Regions from separate parts of the Homo sapiens genome. Here region 2 is linked to region 1. A link is a loop called in an ENCODE intact Hi-C map of the cell type or tissue named here. Cell type or tissue: IMR-90. All regions are shown on one strand. Links, peaks and the distances in the headings refer to the core of each region. The heading gives the core; the rest is flanking DNA.

The links. Peaks named below come from ENCODE experiments on the same cell type or tissue, not always from the same donor. Only the 100,000 strongest peaks of a DNase experiment are listed, where the experiment ranks them.
Region 2: a loop joins it to region 1, with 2.0 times the contacts of the local background. A loop is called at or near these places in 7 of 110 quality-filtered maps.

Annotation. Positions count from the first base shown.
Region 1 is chr5:134,262,755-134,272,156 of GRCh38, reverse strand. It overlaps the pseudogene RPS13P6. Among named protein-coding and RNA genes, the nearest start is that of PPP2CA-DT, 41 kb to the right of the region's middle. In IMR-90, for the core only: no CTCF peak of the experiment used is centred there; a DNase peak (open chromatin) is centred at 4,346.
Region 2 is chr5:134,206,456-134,215,857 of GRCh38, reverse strand. All of the region lies in intron 1 of PPP2CA (protein phosphatase 2 catalytic subunit alpha), which reads left to right. Among named protein-coding and RNA genes, the nearest start is that of MIR3661, 15 kb to the left of the region's middle. In IMR-90, for the core only: no CTCF peak of the experiment used is centred there; DNase peaks (open chromatin) are centred at 4,002 and 4,477; H3K27ac peaks cover 141 bases.

The DNA of each region.
Region 1 (9,402 bases), core at 917-8,916:
AGCAGCCAGATGCAGTGGCTTACCCCTATAATCCCAGTGATTTGGGAGGCTGAGGCACGCGGATTGCTTGACCAACCTGGGCAATATGGTGAAATCCTGTCTCTACACGAAATACAAAAATTAGCTGGGCATGTGGCGCACGCCTGTAGTACCAGCTACTCAAGAGGCTGATATGGGAGGATTAAGCCTGGGAGCAGAGGTTGCAGTAAGCCAAGATCGCTCCACTGCACTCCAGCCTGGGCAGCACAGTGAAACTCTATCTCAAAAGAAATTAATTAAATTAAATTAAAATAAAACTACCCAGAAAAAATGTGATCCACAATGACAATTTTAAATGATTCAATAGAAGGAGATAAAGAAATGATAATGGAATTAGCAGGCAAGGGCTTTACAACAACTTTAGAACAAGAATTTAAAGGACAACATTAACATAATGAGGAAAGAAATGGAATATTTAAAAAAAAGTCCAAATGGGTCCAGGTGTGGTGGCTCACACCTGTAATCCCAGCACTTTGGGAGGTTGAGGCAGGGAATTGCTTGGGTCCAGGAGTTTGAGACCAGCCTGGCCAACATGGCAAAACCCCTTCTCTACTAAAAATACAAAAGTTAGCTGGGCATGGTGGGACACACCTGTGTCCCAGCTACCTGGGAGGCTGAGACACAAGAATCACTTGAACCCAGGAGGTGGAGGTTGCAGTGAGCAGAGATCATGCCACTGTACTCCAGCCGGGGCAACAGAGCAAGACTCTGTCAAAAAAACAAAACAAAACAAAAGACAAAAAGGGGTATAAATAATGAACCAACAGTAGAGACAGAATGGTACTCTATCCATAGGGAAGCAGCACATGAAAGGGAAGAGAAAACAGATGCTGCAGCCCAACTACATAGATAATTACATTAAATATAAATGATTCAAATACTCCAATGACAAGGGCAAAGATTGTCTAACTGGGAAAAAAAAGCAATATCCAACTATATGCTACAAGAAACACACTATAAATATGAATACACAGGTTAAAAGGATAGAAAAAAGATGCCAACAGTGATAGTAAGAGAGTTGGAGTGGCTACATTCTTACATGAAGTAGATTTCTAAACAAGGTATACCAGGGATAAAGAGAAATTTCATAATGATAAAAGGGTCAATGCACTAAGAAAATATAACAGTTTTAAATGTGTATGCATTTAATACCAGAGCTTTAAAATACATAAAGCAACTACTGATAGACAATCCACAAATATAGTTAAGATTTCAATACTCTTCTCTCAATAACTGATAGAACAAGTAAGCAGAAAATTAGTAAAGACATAGGTGGCTGGGTGCAGTGGCTCACGCCTGTAATCCCAGCACTTTGGGTGGCCGAGGCAGGCAGATCACCTGAGGTCAAGAATTCAAGACCAGCCTGGCCAACATGGTGAAACCCCATCTCTACTAAAAAATACAAAAATTAGCCGGGTGTGGTGGCATGTGCCTGTAGTCCCAGCTACTTGGGAGGCTGAGGCAGGAGAATCACTTGAACCTGGGAGGCAGAGGTTGCAGTGAGCCAAGATTGCGCCATTGCACTCCAGCCTGGGTGACAGAGTGAGACTCCATCTAAAAAATAAAAAGACATAGGTTATCTGGCTGGGTGCGGTGGCTCATGCCTATTAATCCTAGCACTTTGGGAGCCCAAATGGGTGGATCCCTTGAGACCAGGAGTTCAAGACCAGCCTGGCCAACATGGTGAAGCCCTGTAAATACAAAAAATTAGCAGGGTATGGTGGCATGCGCCTGTAATCCCAGCTACTCAGGAGGCTGAGGCACAAGAATCACTTGAACCCCAGAGGCAGAGGTTGCAGTGAGCTGAGATTGTACCACTACACTCCGGTCTTTGGGACAGAGTGAGACTGTCTCAAAAAAAAAATAAATAAATAAATAAATAATAAATAAAAAAACATAGATGAGCTGAACAATACTTTCCACCAACTTTGATTAACTGGCATTTATAGAACGTGATATCCAACAATGGCACAATACACATTTTTTTCCAAGTGCAAATGTTACACTTACTAAGATAGACCATATTCTGAGCCATAAAACAAGTCTCAATAAATTTACGAGGATTGAAATCATACAGAATATGTTCTCTGACCACAATGGCATCAAATTAGAATTAATAACAATACAATGTTTAGAAAATCCCCAAATATTTGGAAACTAAACAATCAATTCTAAGTAATCTATGCATTACAGAAAAAACACCAGGAATAATGGCTGGGCATGGTGGCTCACGCCTGTAATCCCAGCACTTTGGGAGGCCGAGGCAGGCGGATCACCTGAGGTTGGGAGTTCGAGACCAGCCTGACCAACATGGAGAAACCCCGTGTCTACTAAAACTACAAAATTAGCTGGGCATGGTGGCGCATGCCTGTAATCCCAGCTACTTGGGAGGCTGAGGCAGGAGAATCGCTTGAACCTGGGAGGCGGAGGTTACAGTGAGCTGAGATCATGCCGTTGCACTCCAGCCTGGGCAACAAGAATGAAACTACATCTCAAAAAACAAAAAAAAACAAAAAATAAAAACAAAGAACAAACAAACAAAAAAAACCCAGGAATATTGGCAAATATTTTGAACTAAATGATAATGAAAACACAAGATATCAAAATTTTTAGAATGCAGCCAAAGCAGTGCTTTGAGAGAAATTTATGGCTTTGAATGCTTATATTAGAAAAGAAGAAAGATCAGGGCCGGGCAAGCTGGCTTACGCCTGTAATCCCAGCACTTTGGGAGGCCAAGGAGGGTGGATCACGAGGTCAGAAGCTCGAGACCATCCTGGCTAACACGGTGAAACCCTGTCTCTACTAAAAATACAAAAAAATTAGCTGGGCGTTGTGGTACACACCTGTAGTCCCCGCTACTCAGGAGACTGAGGCAGGAGAATTGCTTGAACCCAGGAGGCAGAGGTTGCAGTGAGCTGAGATCGCGCCATTGCACTCCAGCCTGGGTGACAGAGGGAGACACCATCTTAAAAAAAAAAAAAGAAAAAGAAAAGAAGAAAGATCTAAATTTAATGACCTAAGCTTTAACTTTAAAATGTTAAAAAAAAAAAAGGCTAGAAAAGAACCAATGAAACCTATAGTAAGTAGAAAGAAAGAAATAATAAAGGAAATAATTCAATGAAATAGGAAACACTAACTAGAGAAAAATCAACACAACCAAAAGTAGGATGATTGAAAAGAATAAAAAAAAAAATGATAAACTTAGGGGCCGGGCACTGTGGCTCACGCCTGTAATCCCAGCACTTTGGGAGGCTGAGGCGGGCAGATCACCTGAGGTCGGGAGTTTGAGACCAGCCTGACCAACATGGAGAAACCCCGTCTCTACTAAAAAAAATACAAAATTAGCCAGGCATGGTGGCACATGCCTGTAGTCCCAGCTACTCGGGAGGCTGAGGCAGGAGAATTGCTTGAACCCGGGAGGTGGAGGTTGTGGTGAGCCAAGATCGCACTCCAGCCTGGGTGACAGAGCGAAACTCCGTCACAAGAAAAAAAAAAAAAAAGATAAACTTACTAAACTGGTCAAGAAATAGAGAAACACAGTTTAACAATATCAGGAATAAATGAGAGATGTAACTATGTAATCTACAGACATTTCACTTAAAATTGAAAATTTATCAGTATATAGTTGTTTTTGACACCCTCTTACTATTTTGTAAAAGTTGATAAGATTCTAGTGAAGCTCTTCCCCCACTTCCTGCTCTGTCACCCAGGCTAGAGTGCAGTGGCACTATCATAGCTCACTGCAGCCTCAAACTCCTGGGATCAAGTGATCCTCCTGCCTTAGCCTCCCAAGTAGCTGGGACTACAGGCACATGTTACCATGCCCAGATTTTTTTTTCTTATTTCTTTTAGATACGGGTTTCATTATGTTGCCCAGGCTGGTCTTAAGCTCCTAGTCTCAAGCTATCATCCCGTCTGAGCCTTCTGCCTGAGCCTCCCAAGTAGCTGCGATTACATGCACCAGCCAGCATCCTTAGCCCTTTTTCATTCTTGAACTTAGTAACTTGTGTTTTTTCTAATTTTTTATACCAATAATTTATTAAATTGCCTTTTCAATGAAGTGATTTTCTCTAGTGTATATTTGTTTGCTATGGTATTAATGTCTGTTCCTATCTTTTTTTTCTTCTAATGTCCTTAGATTCTGTTTATTTTCCAATTTAAATCATTGATTATCAGCCATTGTTCTTTTCTCGGAAGCATTTTACTTATTAATTTGTTTTTAGTTAAACAATCATTTTACTGCTTGAGTACATAGACAAATTTATGCGAGCAGGGCAGAGGCTGTTTGTTGATGACTCATATTTCCAACTGGGAGGGAGGATTCACTTGGTCTTATAATATCTAGCCAAATGGTGAATCCGGCTCTCTGTCAGAATCAGGCATAGTTTAGCATCCTTATCCTTTCTGTTTTGTTTGAGATGCTTTCAAATAGCAACTGCTTTCTTGATTGAATGGTACAGATCATCAGGGAGATCAAGAGCAAGTCCCTTGGACTTAAGAATTCTTAAGATTTCATTGCCTGTCACAAAGCGTACTTGTGCAACACATGTGCATCTCTCAGGATCACACTGACTTGTGAGGGAGTCAGGCCCTTTTTGGCCAGTTTGTAAATCTGCTCCTTCATGTCATCAGGTATCAACTTCAGCTGAGTGGGGATCCTGCAGCGATAGGGCAGAGCCCCTCCAAGGAGCATGCATGTGACCCATGATGGCTGCGGTCAGGCAGCGAAAGGCAAAGTATTTAAATGCATAAATTTACTTCTAAGCACAGCTTTAGCTGTATCACATGTTTTTGTATGTAGTATTATTTAGTGTTATTTAGTAAGCTTTTCTTCCAGTTTCCAATATGACATCTACTTTATTCCATGAGTTATTTAGAAATGTAATTCTCAGTTTCCAAGCCCGTGGGGAATTTTGAAATTAATATTTAGCTTAATTAGAGTGTGGTCAGAGAATCCCTCTGTATTATTTCATTCCTTTGAAATTTATTGATTTGTTTTATGTGCCAACATATAGTAAATTTTTGAACTGAAAAATAATTCTGTAATTATTGGGTGCAATGTTCTATAGGTGTCAGTTCAAGAGTGTTAATTGTGTTGTTTAAATCTTTATACCATATCTGATTCTTTGGCATGTGTCCTGTTTATTTGTTATTGAGGGTTATGTGTTAAAATTCTTCAAGCATCATTGTGGATTTGTCTACTTCTTCATTTAATTCTATCAGTTTTTAATATACATTTAAGGCTATGTTATTAGGTGCATTCAGTTTAGGTTTGTTGCATTTTTCTGGTGAATCGTACCTTTTTTTCATTATGAAATATGTCTCATTTCTAGTAATGCTTCTCACATTACAGTCTACTTTATGTGTTATTCATATAGCTACCTGTTTTGTTTAGAGTTTGAATAGTAACTATTTTTGTTTTCTTTTACTTTGAATATTCCTACATATTTATATTTCATATAAATGGTTATTTTATAAGCAATATATGGTTAGGTTTTAAATTTTCTATCCAGTATGACCATCTATTTCTTTTTTTGGAGCATTTTATTTGGAACCTTTTTTATTTAATATAGTTACTTATATGTTTGGTTTTATATCTACCACCTCGCTATTTACTTTCTATTTGTTCCATGTATTCTGTTTTCCTTTCTTTCTCTGTTACTGCTTTTTTAAAAAAATTATTGAGTATTTTTATTATTCAATATTTCCCTTTATCAGTGTGTTATGAGATATATATATTTGACAATTATAAGCAGATTTTTGTCACATTCATCTGTGACTTACCAGAGTTTAATAAAATTAGTATTTTATTCCTTCTAGACAATGAAAATACCTTAGAATACTTCAACTCTATTTGCTTCTCTCCCTACTTATGTGCTAATGATGTCATTTTTAAATTTTACATATATTAATCCTACAATACATTATTATTGTTTTAGACAGTTAACATTTACTCTTTTGTTACTATTTATTCCTTCCTGCATTTCCAAGCTTACACTGGGGTCATTTTTCTCTGTCTAAAAAATACTCTTTAGTATTTCTTTTAATGCAGACTATATGATGACAAATCCAGTCATTTGTATTTTCCCGTACCTGTCTTTATTTTACCTTCATTTTAAAGAATTTTTAAATTGATCTTAAGTGTTCAGTTGAATGAGTCGTGACAATTGTATTCACCCACGTAACACCACATAAATAAGGTATAGAACACTTCCATTTCCCCAGTGCTGGTTGCCAGTCAATTTTCTGTTTACCCACAATGCAACCATTTTCTGATTTCTGACATCATAGATTAGTTTTTCTTGTTCTTGGACTTCATGTACCTTGAATCCTATAAATGAAATATAATACATATAGTTTTGTGTAATGTTTTCAAAATCCATCCATGGTTTGCAGTTAACACTTACTTGTTAATTTCCTCTTTAAAATTTTTTTTGTTAAATTTTTTTGAGACAGGGTCTTGCTGCATCACCCAGACTGGAGTGCAGTGGCATGAACACAGCTTGCTGCAGCCTCCACCTCCTGGGCTCAAGCAATCCTCCCACCTCAGCCTGTCAAGTAGCTGGGACCATAAGTGCATCCCATCATGCCTGACCAACTTTTTTATTTTTTGTAGAGATGGGGTCTCGCCATGTTACCCATGCTGTTCTCAAACTCCTGGGCTCAAGTGATCATCCTGCCTCAGTTTACAAAAGTGCTGAGATTACTGCCATTCTTATAGCTATGTCATGTTCTAGTGCATGACTATAATACAATTTCTTTATCCAATCTCTAGTTGATGCACATTTGAGTTGTTTCAATTATTATGATTAAGGCTGCCATGAACTTCCTTGCACAAGTATTTTTGTGGATCTATGCCTTCGTTATCCTTGGAAAAATACTTAGAAGTAGAATTGTGTGGTCATAGGGAAAATGTATGTTTAAATTTAGGGGAAATTACCAAACAGTTCTCTAAGATGAGATAATTGTTTACACTCTCACCAGCAAAGACTGAGAGTTCCAGTTGCTCCATAGCTTTATAAACATCTGATATTATCACTTTATCCAATCTAGTGGGTGTATAATGGTACCCCATTGAAGCTTTTTTTAAATCGAAGTTTTAATTTGCATTTTCCTAATGAATAATGATGTTGAGCACCCTTTCACATGCTTATTGGCCATTCTTATGTCTTTTTTGTTTGTTCAAATACTTTGTACATTTTAAATTGGATTTTTGTTGTTGTTGTTAATTGTTAGTGGTTCCTGATACATTCAGGACACAAGTTTTTGGTCACACATACGCACTGCAAATATTATCTCACAATTCGTGGTATGTCTGTCTATTCATTTTCTTAACAATATTTTTTCTTTTAAAGGCATAAACTTATATAAAATAAAATGCAAGGGCCCTAACTATTTAACTTTATGAATTGTGGCAATTAAATATACCCATGTAACCACCACCCAAAGCAAGATATAAAATAATTACATCTCCCCTTATCCTCCTTTCAGCCAATGCCTCCCATCAAAGGAAACCAGTATCTGACATCTATCACTAAAAGTTAGGGTTTTTTTGTTGTTGTTTGTTTGTTTTGTTTTGTTTGTTTTTTGAGACAGAGTTTCGCTCTTGTTGCCCAGGCTAGAGTGCAATGGCACAATCTTGGCTCACTGCAACCTCTGCCTCCTGGGTTCAAGCAATTCTCTTGCCTCAGCCTCCCCAGTAGCTGGGATTGTAGGCATGTGCCACCACACCTGGCTAATTTTGTATTTTTAGTAGAGATGGGGTTTCTTCATGTTGGTCAGGCTGGTCTCAAACTTCTGACCTCAGGTGATCTGCTCACCTCGGCTTCCCAAAGTGCTGGGATTACAGGTGTGAGCCACCACACCTGGCCCCATTTACATATTTACTATATGTTTCCAGTTAGATAAAGTTCAAATACAAATAAAACTAACCTCTGGACTCTTTCAAACTCCTGACCTCGGGTAATCTGCCGGCCTCGGCCTTCCAAAGTGCTGGGATTACAGGCATGAGCCACTGTGCCCGGCCAAAGATATTCTTCTAAAAGTCTTAAAGTTTTCCATTTACATTTAAGTCCATAATACATATAAAATTATTTGTTGTGCTTGGTATGAGGCAAGAATTCAGTTCCTCTTTTTCTGTGTGGCTTACCAATTGTCCCAGTCTCATTTATTTAAGAGTCTATCCTTTCCCCACTTATTGTCAATACCATTTATTGACAATACCATCATATATTAAGTTTCTGTACATGTGTGGGTTTTTTATGCTCTTTATTCAGTTCTACTGGTCTTTTACCCTTACACCAATTCAATGGTGTCTTAATTACATCTTTAACGTGAATCTTGATGTCTGGTTAGACACATGCTTCTACTTTGTAATTACAACTTTAACATGAATCCTGACGTCTGGTTAGACACATGCTTCTACTTTGTTCTTCCTTTTTTTTTTTTTTTTTTGAGACAGAGTGTTGTTCTGTCACCCAGGCTGGAGTGCAGTGGCACAATCGCAGCTCACTGCAACATCCACCTCACAGGTTCAAACAATTCTCCTGCCTCAGCCTCCTGAGCAGCTGGGACTACAGGTGCCCACCACCATGCCCAGCTAATTTTTGTATTTTTAGTAGAGATGGGGTGTCACCATATTAGTCAGGCTGATCTCGAACTCCTGACCTGTTGCGGGAAGTCAGGGACTCTGAACTGCCTAGTGGAGCTGTGAGAAGAGGGCCACCATCCTCCAGACCCCAGAATGGTAGATTCACTTGTTATGGGAAGTCAGGGACCCCTGAACGGAGGGGCCGGCTGAAGCCGCGGCAGAATGACATAAATTGTGAAGATTTCATGGACATTTATCACTTCCCCAATCAATGCTCTTATAATTTAATATGCTTGTCTTTACTTTAATCTCTTAATCCCATCATCTTTGTAAACTGAGGATGTGTGTCACCTCGGGACCCTGTGATGATTGCGTTAACTGCACAAATTGTTGTAAAACATGTGTGTTTGAACAATATGAAATCTGGGCATCCTAAAAAAGAAGAGGATAACAGCGATTTTCAGGGAACAAGGGAGATAACCATAAGGTCTGACTGCCTGTGGGGCCAGGCAGAACAGAGTCATATTTCTCTTCTTGCAGAAAGCAAATAGGAGAAATATCACTGAATTCTTTTCCCAGCAAGGAATAACCCTGGGAAAGGAACGCATTCCCAGGGGGAGGTCTCTAAAATGGCCACTCTGGGAGTGTCTGTCTTATGCAGTTGAAGATAAGGGAGGAAGTACACCCTGGTCTCCTGCAGTGCCCTCAGGCTTGCTAGGATTAGGAAATTCCAGCCTAGCGAATTCTAGTCAGACCAGTTGTCTGCTCTCGAA
Region 2 (9,402 bases), core at 736-8,735, 56 kb after region 1:
TCTCTGAGATAGCATTTGTTCAGGAAATGTTATCTGTTTTCAATGGTGAAGGGAGTGAGAGTCTGCTTAGGAGTTACTGTATACATTAAACATTGGTGACCGGACTTTAAAGAATTAGAGGCTAGGCCTGGTGACTTACACCTATAATCCCAGCAGATTGGGAGGCCAGGGCAGGAGGATATCTTGAGCCCGGGAGTTCAAGACCAGCCTAGGCAGCATAGTGAGACCCTGTCTCTACAACAAAATTTTTACTTTTTTATTTTTATTTTTATTTTTATTTTTTGAGATGGAGTTTTGCTCTGTCACCCAGGCTGGAGTGCAGTGGCATGATCTTGGCTCACTGCAACCTCCACCTCCTGGGTTCAAGCGATTCTCCTGCCTCAGCCTCCTGAGTAGCTGGGACCACAGGCGAGGGCTACCATGCCCAGAATATTTTTGTATTTTTTTTTTGGTAGAGATGGGGTTTCACCACTTTGGCCAGGCTGGTCTTGAACTCCTGACCTCAAGTGATCCACCTGCCTCGGCCTCCCGAAGTGCTGGGATTACAGGCGTGAGCCACTGCACCCAGCCCTACGAATAATTTTTAAAAATAAATTAGTTGGGTGTGGTGGCACACCTGTGGTTCTAGCTACTCTGTGAGGCTGAGGCAAGAGGATTGCTTGGGTCCAGGAGATCTAGACTGCAATGAGCTGTGATCATGCTACAGCACTCGAAGCCTGGGGAACAGAGCAAGAACTTGTCTCAAAAAAAAAAAAAAAAAGTAAATAAATATTAGACACTTCTCAAGCCCTAGGTCCCAATTGATTGATTTTTTTTTTCTTGGATGCAGGATTCCAAAATACTTCAAGGTCATTATTAAACATTTAAAGTTAATGTCATAATGTTAACGATGCAAGTTTAAGATGCTGATATAAAAAGAAGCTTGAGTAGTTGTCGTGTAATCTTAGGATTAAAGTATAGATTTTAAAATGAAAAACTCTTAGAAAATGGCAAGACGTGATAACTTTTCTTAATAATTGTAGGAGAAAAATTACAAAGCAAAAATGGGCATAGAAAATTTCTGGCTATATATTTAAAAAATAAGAGAAACAAAATGCCAAAAAGTTACTTAAAATAACAGTTTAAAATAGTTTATACAAATACTTCAGAACATCATCTAGCTCTTAATGATCAGATGTTCAAAAATATTCATGGACAACTTGTATAAGAGGAGAAATAACTGATGGTAAATAAACATGGAATAAAAAGTTTGTACTCAGAAATGAAAAATGCCAATTAAATTAGTGATACCACATTGTATATCTGAAATAGCTGAGAATGAGTATATTCTTTCATTTATTATTGTATAACAAATTGGCATAATTGAGTTTTATAGTACATATGAAACAAAAAAAGTTAATGCTATTTTGCCCTGTAATCCCACAATTAAAGCTTTTTGAAAGGAAATAATTCAAATGAGCAATAATACTGTACACGTATAGGTCTATTTAGAAGGGCATTATGTAGTTTTAAAAAATCACTATAATGTAGAAACGAGTTAGTATGAAACTTTAGGACACAAAATGAGATGCCAGTCAATTATAAGTAAGAGGTCTGTGTGGGTAAAAACTGAAAGGTAATAGAAATGAGAAGAGTTCTGGTTGGTAAGAATAAGATAGTTATATATCTTAAAGCTTTCAGTGAAATCTTAACCTTTTAATTTTTTTTTTAGCCTTTTTTTGTTAGTTTTGAGAGAGAGTCTTACTGTGTTGCATAGGCTGGAGTGCAGTGGCACGATCTCAGCTCACTGCAACCTCTGCCTCCTGGGTTCCAATAATTCTCATGCCACAGCCTCCCAAGTAGCTGGGATTACAGGCCTGTGCCATCTTACCTGGCTGATTTTTGTATTTTTAGTAGAGATGGGGTTTTACCGTGTTGGCCAGGCTGGTCCCAAACTCTTGACCTAAAGTCATCCACCTGCTTTGGCTCCCAAAGTGATAGAATTACAGGCGTGAGCCACTGTGCCTGGGCTTTTCAGCCTTTTTTTAATGCAAAGAATTGTGACATGGTTGTAATCATTTTGTGCTTTTATTTATTTATTTTGAGATGGTGTTGTTGCCCAGGCTGAAGTACAGTGACATCATCATAGTTCACTGGAACCTTGAACTCCTGGGCTCAAGTGATTCTTCTGCCTTAGCCTCCTTAGCAGCTGGGACCACAGAGTGCACCACCATGCCTAGCTAATTTTTATTTTTCGTAGAGACAGGGTCTCGCCACATTGCCCAGGCTGATCTTGAACTCCTGAGCTCAAGCAATCCTCCTGCCACAGCCTTCCAAGTAGCTGGTACTACAGGTGTGTACCACTATGCCCAGCTAATATTTTAATTTTTTTGTAGAGATGGGGTTTTGGTGTGTTGCCCAGGCTGAGCAGTAATATTTTGAAAGGAATCTTTTTTTTTTTTCTGAGCAGTAGGTCTCAGTAATGCACTTAAAATATTCAGTATACCGTGCTGTAAGCAGATGTGCTGTCATCCAGGCTTTGTTGTTCCATTTCTAGAGCACAGGCGTAGTAGATTTAGCATAATTCTTAAGTGCTAAAGAATGGCTTAAATGCTTTCAGAATGTTGAATGAGCCTTGGCTTCAACTGAAAGTCACCAGCTACATTAGCCTCTAACAAGAGTCAGCCTGTCCGTTGAGGGTTTGAGGGCAGGCATTGACTTCTCTAGCTAGTAAAGTCCTAAGTGGCATCTTCTTCCACTAGAAGGCTATTTCGTCTACATTGAAAACCTGTTGTTTAGTGCAACCACCTTCATCACTTATCTTAGGTAGATCGTCTGGGAAACTTGTTGTAGTTTTTATATTGGTACTTGATGCCTTATCTTGCCCTTTTATGTTATGGAAATGGGTTCTTAAATCTCATGAACCAGTCTGCTAGCTTTAAGCTTAACTTCTGCAGCTTCCTCACCTCTATTAGCCTTTATAGAATTGAAGAATTAGGACCTACCTCTGAATTAGGCTTTGGCTTTTAAGCGAATGTTGTGGCTGATTTGATCTATCCAGACCACTAAAACTTTGTCCGTATCTGCAATAAGACTGTTTGGCTTACTTACTATTTGTGTGTTCACTGAAGTAGCATTTCTAATTTCCTTAAAGAACTTTTCCTTTGCATTTATACCTTAGCAGTTTGGTGCAAGAAGCCTACCTTTAGGCCTGTCTGGAGTTTCCATATGCCCTCTCCTAAGTTTAATAATTTCTAACTTTTCATTTAAAGTGAGAGATATGCAACTCTTCCTTTCACTTGAGCATTTGGAGGCCATTGTAGGGTTATTAATTGGCCTAATTTCAATATTGTGTCTCAGGGGATAGGGAGGCCCAAGGAGAGGGAGAGACAGAATGGCCAGTCAGCAGCAGTAAGAATATATACGACATTTATTAAGTTCATTGTCTTATGGGCACGGTTGGTAGTGCCCCACAGCAATTACAATAGTAACATCAAAGATCACTGATCACATATCACCATAACAGATACAATAGTAATGAAAAAGTTTGAAATAATTTTAGAAGTACCAAGATGTGACAAAGACAAGAAGTGAGCACATGCTGGTGGGAAAATGGTGCTGATAAACTTGCTCCACACAGGGTTGCCATGAAGCTTTGATTGATTAAAAAAATGCAACATATGCAAAGTGCAATAAAGAGAAGCACAGTAAAATGAGGCATGCCTGTAGTTATTGTGTGCTCTTAAGGAAATTACTATTTTTGAGATGGAGTCTCACTGTCACCCAGGCTGGAGTGCAGTGGTGCGGTCTCCGCTCACTGCAACCTCGCCTCCCAGGTTCAAGTGATTCTCCTACCTCAGCCTCCCAAGTAGCTGGGATTACAGGTGCCTGCCACCACGCCTGGCTAATTTTTTTGTATTTTTAGTACAGATGGGGTTTCACCATGTTGGCCAGGCTGGTTTCGAACTCCCGACCTCAAGTGATTCATCCGCCTTGGCATCCCATAGTGCTAGGATTACAGGCGTGAGCCACTGCACTCAGCCAAAAATAATAAGTGGTTAGTGAATCTGTTGTTGGTTCATGTACTTTTAAAAATTGTCTTCCACTGGGCGCAGTGGCTTATGCCTGTAATCCCAGCCTTTGGGAGGCCAAGGCGGGTGGATCACCTGAGGTCAGGAGTTTGAGACCAGCCTGGGCAAGATGGTGAAATCCTGTCTGTACTAAAAAAAAAAAAAAAATTAGCTGGGAGTGGTTTGCATCTGTAATCCCAGCTACTCAAGAGGCTGAGGCAGGAGAATCACTTGAACCTAGGAGGCGGAGGTTGCAGCGAACCGAGATCGCACCATTGCACTCCAGCCCGCGCAACAAGAGCGAAACTCTGTCTCAAAAAAAAAAAAAAAAATTGTCTTCCATGAAAAACAGCATGGATGATTTATGAGCTTTAGTTTAAGCCTGCTTTGTTTGTAATTTCATGTTACTACAGTGGTTATGATGGCCTGTATTCAAGAATGTTGAGTCTGTGGGTCATTTATCTTATAGCTGATTATTTTATAGTGGGTTGGAAATAAGGTTGTGGGATTTCTGAATCCAAACCAGAATGCTGAGAGGACATTGGTAATAAGATAGTGTCCTCAGTGGTGCATGCCTGCAGTCCCAGCTACTCGGGAGACTAAGGTGGGAGGATTACTTGAGCTTGGGAGATCAAGGCTGCAGTGAGCCGTGATGGTGCCGCACTGCAGCCTGGACAACAGAGCAAGACCTTGTCTCAAAAAAAAAAAAGATTTTAAAAAGTATCCTCAAAGATTGCTTTTCTTCAAGTTAATCTGCAAATTTTTGGATTCTAGGACAGTATGAGATGTTAACTTCCCACAGTTACTTGTGATAAGGTCTTACTAAGAGAATCGCCTCATTCTAGTTTTAACCTTGTTCTTGGAAGTTTATACCAAATTTTTGTTTGCTTGAAATTCATTCATTTCAGTCTATACCATTTGACTGAATTTCAGAAGGGTTCTGATAAATCAAAACCAGTGTGGTACTAATTACATTCTTTTTTTTCTTTTTTGGGATGGAGTCTCGCTTTGTCACCTAGGCTGTAGTGCAGTGACATGATCTTGGCCCATTGGGTTCAAGTGATGCCCCTGCCTCAGCCTCCTGAGTAGCTAGGATTACAAGTGTGTGCCACCATTCCTGGCTTTTTAGTAGAGCTGGGGTTTCACTATGTTGGTCAGGCTGGTCTCAAGCTCTTGACCTCAAATGATCCACCTGCCTTGGCCTCCCAAAGTGCTGGGATTACAGGCATGAGCCACTGTGCTCGGCCCTAATTACATTCTTTTAAAAACTTTATCTTAATTTTTTTCCCAGATGTTGACCATATTAGCTAAGAAATTTGAGGTCCTGGAAAAATGTTTTAGGGGAAGCAAAAGGTTTGGTATGCGTGTTTTGCTTTTGCTTGTCTTTCAGTTCTTAATTCAGGTGATATGAGACTTTACAGAAGTCAAAATGCCAGAGTAAAAAGGTGGTTATTAAAAATAAAAAACCTCAAATGTCAAAATTAAGTTACTTAAAAGTCTGGTTCTACCATTTACTTTGAGTATTAAACTAGACAGTTGAGATTGTATAACCATCTTTGAAAATGATGGTTGCTAAAGGTCTGGAGGCTCTGGAGGTGATCCATAAAGCCGCTCTTATTAGGTGCTTTCAGGATTTATAAGGCCTAAGTCCTTGTGATAGCACAGCTTATCTTTATTTTGTTTTTAGTTTTTTTTTTTTGAGATGGCTGTCTACCAGGCTGGAGTGCAGTGGTATGATCACGGCTCACTGCATCCTTGACCGTCCTGGGGTCAAGTGATCATGGCTGACTGCATCCTTGAACTTCTGGGCTCAAGCGATTCTCCTAGCTCAGCCTTTTGGGTACCTAAAACTGCAGGTGTGTGCCACCACAGATGGCTAATTTTTTATTTTATTTTCTATAGAGAGGGGTCTCAATATGTTGTTGCCCAGGCTGGTCTCTGAACTCCTGAGCATCCTCCCGCTTTTACCTTCCAAAGTGTTGGGATTACAGGCATGAGCCGCTGCACTCGCCAAAATGATCTTTTTTTTTTTGGACAGAGTCTTGCTCTGTCACTCTGGCTGTAGTGCAGTGGAGCGATCTTGGCTCACTGCAACCTCCGCCTCCCAGGTTCAAGCTATTCTCATGCCTCAGCTTCCCAAGTAGCTGAGATTACGGGCCTACACCACAACACCCAGCTGTTTTGTGTTTTTAGTAGAGACGGGGTTTTACCATGTTGGCCAGGCTGGTCTGGAGCTCCTGACCTCAAGTGATCCACTCGCCTCAGCCTCGCAAAGTATTGGGATTTGGGATTACAGGCGTGAGCCACTGCACCCAGCCCAAAATGATCTTTTATATGAACATCTGTAGCTTTTATTGTTCTACTGTTCTGGTGTAGTCTGTTTTATTGTTGTAACTATCTGAGAGCTGGTAAGTTGAGACCAAAACAACAACAACAAAACAACCAAAATCATGCTTAAAACTGGTTCTTTCCAAGGTTGCATTTTTGTTAAGATCTACTTAATAGTTGATTGGATGATTTTTTTTTTTTCCCCCTCCGGTCTGAGGGATGGTTGCTTCTACTGTATACCACTGTTATCGCCAGTATTTAATTATATTTGTTCTGGTCTGTGAAGTTTGGTAGGAAGGGAAGAAAGAGCTCTGGTTGGCTTTTCTAGATTGACAAGTTAGAAATTTCACTTAAGAGTTAACTGTTCTTTTTATTTTAAAGGACAATTTGATAATGTCAACATTTAAAAACCAAACTACTAGATACACTAGTTAAGTTCACTTCATAGTATCTTCTCTCAGGAAATGTGCCTGCATATGTATACAGAGGAGAAAATACGAGGATATATATTGCTGTAGTTTCACACCCCTCTGCCATTGTAATTGGTCAGGGGAATACTCTGCCTCCACTATGAGAAAATAACCAGCTGTCTCAATAAATGTTATGTATTATTATATATTGTTAGAAAAGCAGGCTGCTGAACAATATTGTTTCTAGTTTAAAAATGCAAAGGAAAACTATTGTTTCTGTAGACATACAGTATGTGTGTAAACTTTGTAAACAAAGTTTTAAAGGATATACAGACACTCCCCAATTTTTCGACTTAATGATGGTGTGAAAATGATAGCTATTCAATATACCCCTCAGTTTATGATGGGACTACATCCAGATAAATATATCATAACTTGAAAACATTGTAAGCTGAAAACACACTGTTGACTCGATTATATTTACGATAGGATTATCTGGATGCAGCTGTGTTACAAATTGAGGAGCATCTGTACATCAAAATTTTATTGGTAACTTTGCCCAAAGGGGGTGGGATTGTGTAGGGTGCTCAAAGGGAACATTTCATTTTATCTGTGCCGAAATTTTTTACAAGAATGTATTACTAATTTGTATAGTTTAAAAAATAGATAACACTGTTTATCGGTGTGATTTGCCTAAATTGAAATAAAAGCAACAAATAGCATTTAGACTTAATTTTCCTTCATGATTTGAATAGAAAATTTGAGTCAGTTGTAGTAAGGAACTTCAGGCAGTCCTGAAAGTCAACTTTTTATTATTAATACAGAGAATAGCTTTGCAGATAAACAGATATTCACAGAAGTATATTAACATTTAACTTCTGATAGCTTTAAATGTGAAAATTACATCATGGCAAGATTTACATGGTATATAACCATCTGTTTGCTTATGTCATGCCCTTTTAAAACTTCTGAATAACTTTTGCAAGTTTCTTCTCAGTGTAGGACTTATTTCATTTAGTTATTTTCATTAATATATGATAGGTGTTAAAAAAACACTAGATGTGGTATTAATGCCAGACAGACTTGGTAATGGAATAAGCCTAGTGAATTTGTGTTTTTTAGTGATAGTAAATGGGAAGTTGGAATTACCCTGCAGAGAAAAATTTCAGAATGAAGTAGGATTTGATAATAATGGGTTGTACATATTTCTTAATAGGTATCTCAGGCCAGTATAGTGGCTAACGCCTGTAATTCAGCACTTTGGGAGGCAGAGGTGGGCAAATCATTTAAGCTCAGGAGTTTGAGGCCAGCCTGGACAACATGGTGAAACCTCACCTCTACAAAAAGTGCAAAATAGGCATAGTGGTGCACACCTGTGGTCGCAATTGTTCATGGAGACTGAGGCAGGAGGATCGTTTGAACCTGGGAGGTGGAGGTTATAGTGAGCCGAGATCATGCCACTGTACTCCAGGCTGGTCTGGAACTCCTGGGGTCAAGCCATCCACCCGCCTTAGCGTCCCAAAGTGCAGTGGTTCTTAAACTTGGTTGCACACTGGGAAAAGGAGGGGTGGGGGTGCTTAAAAATTATTGATGGCTTGATTCCAGTCTCCAAAATTCTGACTTTATTAGGGGAAGGAATGGGCATTGGTGTTTTTGTTTTTGTTTTGAGACAGAGTCTTGGTCTGTCACCCAGGCTGGAGTGCAGTGATGCGATCTTGGCTCACGGCAACCTCCACCTCCCAAGTTTAAGCAATTCTCCTGCCTCAGCCTCCCAAGTAGCTGGTACTACAGTCATGCACCACCATGCCTAGCTAGTTTTTTTTATTTTTAGTGGAGATGGGGTTTCGCCATGATGGCCAGGCTGGCCTCAAACTCCTGACCTCAAGTGATCGGCCCGCCTTGGCCTCCCAAAGTGCTGGGATTACAGGTGCGAGCCACCGCGCCTGGCTGGGCATTGGGATTTTTAATGTGCAGCTAAGATTGCATACCAATGCTTTGAACCCAGTCCTTGTCATCTGTGGTTGTCATGGCTCATTAGCAACAATTCTCTGGTAATTTGTTTTGGTATCTTATGTAAAGTGGTCTCTCCCAGTTTCCCTCTCCCTTTCCTTTGTGACACTTAACACAGTGTACTTTTGGCTTGGTTACTTGTTTGTGGTCCTTCTCCCCTCTACGGTAGTGGGAATGAGCCATCTTGTTCACCACTATATGTCCAGTTGCTAGCATGGGGCTGGTACAGATGGTTGAGCAAATGATTTTCTCACAGGTATGAGCCACAGTGCTTGGCCAAAAACATGTTTTTAAAAAGTCAAACAGGGCTGAGGTGAGGTGGCTTATGCATGTAATCCCAGCCCTTGGGAGGATGAGGGTGGAGGATCACGTGAGACCCCGTCTCTACAAAAAAGTTTGTGAAAATTAGCCAGCCATGGTGGCGTGTGCCTGTGGTCCCCACTACTGAGGTGGGAAGATTCCTGAGCCAAGAAGATCCAGGCTACAGTGAGCTATGATCATACTACTGCACTCCAGCCTGGGTGACAAAATGAGACCCTGTCTCAAAAAAAGAAAAAAAAAGAATCTTTGAGTGCTGCATTGTAGTTAGAACTCTGAAGGTAAGG